Regions from separate parts of the Homo sapiens genome. Here all the other regions are linked to region 1. The links are chromatin loops, found by intact Hi-C in ENCODE. Cell type or tissue: HepG2. All regions are shown on one strand. Region 1 overlaps PLCB1 (phospholipase C beta 1). Region 2 overlaps PLCB1 (phospholipase C beta 1). Region 3 overlaps TMX4 (thioredoxin related transmembrane protein 4).

The links. A loop is a pair of places that touch in the nucleus more often than their neighbours do. Peaks named below come from ENCODE experiments on the same cell type or tissue, not always from the same donor. Only the 100,000 strongest peaks of a DNase experiment are listed, where the experiment ranks them.
Region 2: a loop joins it to region 1, with 21 times the contacts of the local background. A loop is called at or near these places in 13 of 110 quality-filtered maps.
Region 3: a loop joins it to region 1, with 17 times the contacts of the local background. A loop is called at or near these places in 16 of 110 quality-filtered maps.

The regions. Positions count from the first base shown.
Region 1 is chr20:8,721,092-8,723,591 of GRCh38, reverse strand. It overlaps PLCB1 (phospholipase C beta 1), which reads right to left. Exons shown (of 32, transcript NM_015192.4): 15 at 1,171-1,238. Among named protein-coding and RNA genes, the nearest start is that of RNU105B, 110 kb to the left of the region's middle. RefSeq lists silencers at 1,125-1,174, 2,176-2,470. In HepG2, CTCF peaks have their summits at 1,087 (motif pointing right) and 2,292 (motif pointing right); DNase peaks (open chromatin) are centred at 1,101 and 2,301.
Region 2 is chr20:8,304,670-8,307,169 of GRCh38, reverse strand. The region is part of intron 2 of PLCB1 (phospholipase C beta 1); the gene reads right to left. Among named protein-coding and RNA genes, the nearest start is that of PLCB1-IT1, 57 kb to the right of the region's middle. In HepG2, CTCF peaks have their summits at 800 (motif pointing right) and 1,548 (motif pointing right); a DNase peak (open chromatin) is centred at 1,549.
Region 3 is chr20:7,979,510-7,982,009 of GRCh38, reverse strand. TMX4 (thioredoxin related transmembrane protein 4) reads left to right here. Exons shown (of 8, transcript NM_021156.4): 8 at 1-2,500. Among named protein-coding and RNA genes, the nearest start is that of TMX4, 39 kb to the left of the region's middle. In HepG2, a CTCF peak has its summit at 1,225 (motif pointing left); DNase peaks (open chromatin) are centred at 449 and 1,239; H3K4me3 peaks cover 566 bases.

The DNA.
Region 1 (2,500 bases):
AGTGGTACTACAATCTCATGTTGCTTTTGCTATTATTAGCTATGACATATTACTTTGATAGAGTTTTTAATGAAAAAGAAAACCAATAATGCAGTGTTGGCACAAAATGGGCCTCTGTAGAGTGATCTAATATTGTCTCACATTTTTAGAAGAGAGAATGCATGGAGATGAGTTTCTTTTAAAAATTCTGGTAGTAATATTTGGGTCAAATGTTAACTGGGAAACATTCATTTGCAAATGGACTATCCAATTAGTAAGAGAGTTTAAAAATTATTTAGAATCACTGATCAGAAATTATACACAATTGAAATCATTCTCAGGAACATATACTTTGCCAGACATGGTAAGCTGTTTTCCTCCTGGAAATCAAAAATTGAAATGTAGTGAGGGAACATAATTAAGCAAAACTTTAGACATTAAAAAATAATTCTAAGAGGAAGGACATCAAGTAAGAGCAGCTTATTTTTTGTTTCATTTTTACTAAATTGTAGAGCTACAAGCGTTGAGACAGAACATATCTAACAAATTTGAAAGCAGATTCAATATAAACTTTAAAATACGTATTTTTAAAGAGAGACAGTGTCTTGCTCTGTTTTCTAAGCTGGAGCACAGTGGTGTGATCATAGCTCACTGCAGCTTCAAATTTTTGGACTCAAGCCATCCTCCTGCCTCAGCCTCCCTAGTAGCTGGAACTACAGGTGTACACCACTGCACCTGGATGTGTTTTATCTTTCATTTTAACTTGTTTTTTTAAAGGCGTGAGGTCTCTCTCTGTTGCCCAGATTGTTTCAGTATAAACTTTTGGTAAGACAAAATTCTAAAATTCCAGTTGATCTGCTTCTGATTCTCTTCTAGGTTCTGTGCAATTAATATTTTTGAGCTAATCAAGTTACTCGGGATGCCTAAGTTTATATAAATAGGTAGCTCTAGTGTTCCAAAATTAAAACAATGCAATGAATGTCACAGTTCTGATCATTTTTCTAAACGCCATATCTTCTCCGGATTGTGGAACATTTCATAAGCCATTTAATTGCCTCAAAAATTGAAGCTGGCAATTGGAAGGCACAAATCTACTTTTTGCCACTAGATGGCAGAAAGTGACCATGAGACAGACCCAGGAGAGTACAGGGTGGTGGAATGCCTTAGGGACCAGAAGCCCTAAGTACCCACCTCATCCATTGAAGATTTTTTACAGTCATCATCATCATCGTCGTCGTCACTTTCCGTATCAGCTTCTCCTGTCAAATTTTAATAACAGATCATCATGTCACCATTTCAACATTTAGCTTTACAGCATTTGTAACACATATTTTACCTAAAATCAATTACAGATTTCCTTGGAAGTTGGGCTGTTTAAAATTATTTTTTTCAAGGATTTAAATTTTATTCGTTATAGAAAATTATACTGACATTTTGAATATAGATTTTTTCCTAAACTGGATTTGTTAATAAATAGCACTTAAAATTTCAAAATTCTATTAAAAAATGCGTGTCAATATTTTTTCTCTATATGTTTTTAAACACGTGGCATTGAAAACAGTTTGCTGGCATTTAATACAGTTTGCTTTCTATGGTACATGTATTCTATTTTGATATACAAACACTCTCTCAGGGTCTCTATGACCCCGAAAACAGATATACTATCTATCCCTCCTTCATCTTTCCCTCCTTTCCCAAGCCGCGACTCTTCCATGCAATGCGTGGCCAGCACATAGCTCAGTGATCTTGTGTTGACATTTTTCCCAAGGCCAGAGAGGACCTTGCAGAAGTCAAAGAAGTTAGGAGCTGGGGCAGGAACTCTGGGGCTTTGGCAGCAAAGTCACTACATAAAAATCGTGAAGGGCCAACTTTATCCTATGATTTGTCTGCAAGCTTATTTGATGGATGTATTGTCATCACAACGAAGTGCATATCGTAGAAAATGCTGATATTATTTTTAAGAGGGCAGGATAACATGGGTAAGTCCTTAAATATCAGCATGATTGGAAATCTAACTCCATCAGAAATAATTCAGCTTCATATGTAGCCAATATACACTCATTTAAATGAATTGTTTTTCCCCTGAAGAATTAATGGACATTTCTGCTAGGTTAAATATTCATATCAGTATGAAGCATTACATTCTTCCATAGCTATGGGCTTCAGTCAGACCCAGAAATATCCGTTATATAAAAAAGATTTTCAAGTAAAAAGTCAGCGAGGTTGTTCTAAATGGTTCGAAAGTTCTAAATTGATTTAACTACTATCTTTCAGGGCTCACACAATGCAATAGCACGATGAGCCCAATAGATGGCAATAATGGTTCAACAATGAAGTAACTTGCACCCCTGCCCACTGCCAGCCTTCTGAAAGTTAGCTGCCCTACTCGATTTATATAAATGGAGACAGTACCACTGCACTGTCCTCTGAGAAGCTTATAAAAGTTTTCATTTGGCTGACACAGTTCAATTACTGAATGACAGTAGTGAAAAAAGTATTGCTTAAAAATCTCCAGGGGAAA
Region 2 (2,500 bases), 420 kb after region 1:
TTTACAATAAACACTACCTTTAGCCATTGAAACGTGGAAGCTTTTGTTAATTCTATTTAAAGACTATGCAGGATGCCAGCTAAATGTCCCGTTTTACATCATCCCTCACCAGACCTGACAGTTGGAAACACTTAGTTCTGCTCTGCTTCCATTGTGTTCCTGAAGTCATTTGAATGATTTAAATCAGAGATAAGTATTTGCAAATGAGCTGAAGAAATAAAGATGTATCTGAAAACTCGAAACCACCTTGTTAAGAATGTGCTCAGTTCTAGCTTAATTCTTGAGGATTTGGTTAATGCTTGTAAATGGCAGCAGCAGCTCTTTTCTGATGGTAACATTTCATGGTTTAGCTTTTAAAGAGTCACCGCCTCCAAGTGTTTTTAAAAATTCCGTTAAAAGATTCCTTAAACTGTTCACGTACAAAATTGAACAAAAAAATTGGGTAAAAGGAGAGTTCTTCATTCACTTTGCAATATTTTCATAACCAATATTAAAACAACAATAATTTTAATATAATCCCATTAGATGGGGCATCTGTTGTATGCCTGCACTAGGCTATTCGCATTACAGACATTACTTCGCTTGATTCCAAAGACATCTCACAAAGTAAGCATCACAAGCTCCACTTTACAGATGAAAATAACAAGGATTGCAGACATTAAGGAGCTTGCCCAAAGTGAGAAGCCGATCTAGGAGTCAATCCAAAACTTAAGTAAATCTGACTCAAATGAAACAAGTTTCCTTCTTATATTTGACTTGTGCAGAAGATTCTAGTTTGACATGACCACTGACCTGCAGGTGGCATTTCTGGGGCACTTCTAAATGTCTCCAGGAGTCCAACTGGAACCTCTCAGTCATAATGAATTCATTTTGGATGGAGAGGAAAAGTTGAAGACTTGTCTGAGACACTGAGTCTTTGCTCTTTCCACCCTTTTTTGCTCCTTCTTTTCCAACAAATCACTTACTCCCTGCAGCCAATCTTTGCAAAGTGCAACCCAGTGAAGCAATTCATTCTATAATGAGAATAGTCCATCGGCTAAACATCCTCTGAGAGTGTTTAAACTTCAAATGAAAAATGCATTAATCCCAACAATTCTTTAAACACCCCAACAGAGGCAGATGTAAGAGAACAAGTCCTTATTTTATGCTTCCGAAGCCCATTTCTGGAGGCATCCTAGCCCACCATCTGCTGCTGCTCCCAATCATGAGGATACCACACACATGGGTTCAATTTACCTTAGCAGCCCACAAGTCACTCTCCAGGCTCAGACTGTTTTCTCATGTGCATCTCTATAAAAATCAAAGCTAACCACTGCAGCGGCACAGAAATGAGTGTTTCAGTACATAATTCCGTCGCTAAAGGCTGAATCTGTACTGCAGCCGATGTAGGGTGAGGGCCTCAGAGTTGAGGAAGAGATATAAATAGCAAGGTTTATAGGGGTTCAGGGAACTAACCTTGTGGATGTTTAGCCTCCGAATGCCTCAAGTCAAATCATAAACCGGAACTCACCTTACCCTTTCTCTTGGACCACTAGAGGGCGCTAGTCGCGACTAGCAGGGCTGAGCCTTACAGGAAGTGGACTCATCATGCCTTTACCACAGGTGGTTGGCACCTGCAGGGAGCCGCACCTGGTTACAGACCCCAAGGTGTGTTTGCAAAATGGGAACTCCATGGTTTTGGCCCAGAAGCACACGAGTTCAAATCCTAATTCTGCTGCTTCCCATTATCTTTAACCACTTTGAGCACATTTCTCACTAGGAAGAGTATTTTGCTCAGAAAGAATTTGAAGGTTTTCCTGTCTCATGTGGTTTTAATTGCTGGCTATGAAAATATGAAAAACTGTCTTCTTACCAAAAGAAGGTCTTCTTCATAAAGCAGCAATGCATTTTGCTTGCTTGGCCCAAGCAAAAAATTCTGGATTAACCATTTTCATATTTAAGGTTCTCTAAAATATAGACAATAAATAGTTCTAGAAAAGGAATAAATGGCCACGAGTTAAGTACAGGTGTTCTTAATTAACAACATAATTAATGATTAATGGGGATAGTATGGGGAAGTGCTGGACCAAACAACAATAACAACAACACATCCTCAAAAACAATGATTGCTGACTGTTCAAAGGATTAATCAGACCAACTAATCTATAGTTCCTAGCATATAGCCAGTGTGGAGTAGATGATAGCAATGTCAGTTCCCCATAGAAAACTAGCAATGGCTCTTGTCTCCAGGACAGGTATGGCTGAAATAGACAAATGAGGACATGAGAAACTTTATAGTGCTGGGGTTAAGAGTGTGGAATAGTGGATTCAGATCCTGGTGAGCAAGTTTCTTAATCTCTCTGTGCCTCATTTTTTCTCTGTAAAATGGGATAATCCTAGTAACCAGTTCATACAGTTGTTGTGAGGATTATGGGAGCACTTAGAACACTGCCTGGCCCACTGGAAGCATTCTGTATGTATTGGCTATTTATTATTACAATAGTAATTAGAATTTACATAA
Region 3 (2,500 bases), 740 kb after region 1:
AACAAGTTCATTTACTTAGGGGTCAGAGAGTCTCGACCAGAGGAGGCCATTCCCAGTCCTAATCAGCACCTTCCAGAGACAAGGCTGCAGGCCCTGTGAAATGAAAGCCAAGCAGGAGCCTTGGCTCCTGAGCATCCCCAAAGTGTAACGTAGAAGCCTTGCATCCTTTTCTTGTGTAAAGTATTTATTTTTGTCAAATTGCAGGAAACATCAGGCACCACAGTGCATGAAAAATCTTTCACAGCTAGAAATTGAAAGGGCCTTGGGTATAGAGAGCAGCTCAGAAGTCATCCCAGCCCTCTGAATCTCCTGTGCTATGTTTTATTTCTTACCTTTAATTTTTCCAGCATTTCCACCATGGGCATTCAGGCTCTCCACACTCTTCACTATTATCTCTTGGTCAGAGGACTCCAATAACAGCCAGGTTTACATGAACTGTGTTTGTTCATTCTGACCTAAGGGGTTTAGATAATCAGTAACCATAACCCCTGAAGCTGTGACTGCCAAACATCTCAAATGAAATGTTGTGGCCATCAGAGACTCAAAAGGAAGTAAGGATTTTACAAGACAGATTAAAAAAAAATTGTTTTGTCCAAAATATAGTTGTTGTTGATTTTTTTTTAAGTTTTCTAAGCAATATTTTTCAAGCCAGAAGTCCTCTAAGTCTTGCCAGTACAAGGTAGTCTTGTGAAGAAAAGTTGAATACTGTTTTGTTTTCATCTCAAGGGGTTCCCTGGGTCTTGAACTACTTTAATAATAACTAAAAAACCACTTCTGATTTTCCTTCAGTGATGTGCTTTTGGTGAAAGAATTAATGAACTCCAGTACCTGAAAGTGAAAGATTTGATTTTGTTTCCATCTTCTGTAATCTTCCAAAGAATTATATCTTTGTAAATCTCTCAATACTCAATCTACTGTAAGTACCCAGGGAGGCTAATTTCCTTAAAAAAAAAAAATCTATCCATCTACTTCTCTCTTACCTGATTTATGTGTTAGAATAAATTCATGAAATTCGATTCCAAGCATACGAAAGATGCCTAAAGTTGATTCTATGCTCCTTAGATCCAGACAGAATAATGAGTACAGGTTTATGAAATTCTAAAAGTTTCTGTCGTCTTTAAAAAGGAACGTGCAGTATATTTCTATCTGGCTGTTTAGATAACCCTTTCCTTGTATTAATTGTGAGCACGGAGCTCACTGGTGGGGGAGGTTCTGAAACTCTCTGCCCTCCTGTGGTTGAATGAAGATGTTGCAAGACTTGCACAAAGGAGGTTATTCTTCTGACAGCATCAACTTTTAGAGATGGTTCTTTTTCATCTTTCCAATTCAGTTACTTGACAGTCTCCTTCCCCAGTATGCTGAAGTTTGTTAAGAGTCACCAGTAATTGTGCTTTTCAGACAGTAGTGCAGCTTCAAAATCGAGGCCATCACTGGGCTGATGGGCTGGGAGAACCTTGCCATGTGCCTGCCTGTTTCCTGCCCCCTTAGTCACTGCCCATTTCCTGCCCCCTTGGTCGCTGACACACCTTCACCCAAAGTGCCATGGTTCTGATGGTGGCAGTTCCATCTCCCTGACATCAGGAAGCTTTTCTCGATCAGAGCAGAGCGGGGCCTGCCTGCCCTCGTGTCACTGGATTTCTTTCTCTTATAATCAGCTGAAACAGAGTTCTCAAAGAACAGTAAACTCAGGTTCAGAGGTATTATGGAATAAGAATGGTTTCATAGTTTGGCTTTTCTATATAATTCCTCCCTCTCAAACTGAAATATTCATTTTTTTAGTGGAGTATTTGACTAGAGAGAAGGTAAGGCAGAAATACAGTCTACACTGGCTTTTAAAAATGTAAAGCCAATTTCCAACCGGACCCCAAATAGTACAGGTTGAACATTCCGTTCCAACAATCCAAAACCCCAAATGCTCCAAAATCTTAAACTTTGAGTTCCAGCATTCCGTCAGAAGTGGAAAATTTTACACCTGACCTCATTTGACAGGTGGCAGTTACAGTGCAATCAAAACTTTGTTCCATGCCCAAGATTATTAAAAATATTGGATAAAATTACCTTCAAGCTATGTTGTATAAGGTGTATATAAAACAAATGAATTTTGTGTTTAGACTTGGGTCTACTCCCAAGATACCTCATTATATATATACAAAAATCCCCAAATCCAAAAACATTTGAAACACTTCTGGTCCCACACATTTTGGATAAGGGATATTTGACCTATATCTAATTATATAATAAGAAAAATGTATTTTCTTTTTTTTTTTTTTTTGAGATGGAGTTTCACTCTTGTTGTCGCCCAGGCTGCAATGGCACAATCTTGGCTTACTACAACCTCCGCCTCCCTAGTTCAAGGGATTCTCCTGCCTCAGCCTCCCAGGTAGCTGGGATTACAGGCATGTGCCACCATGCCTGGCTAATTTTGTATTTTTAGTAGAGACGGGGTTTCGCCATGTTGGTCAGACTGGTCTTGAACTCCTGACCTCAGGTGATCCGCCCG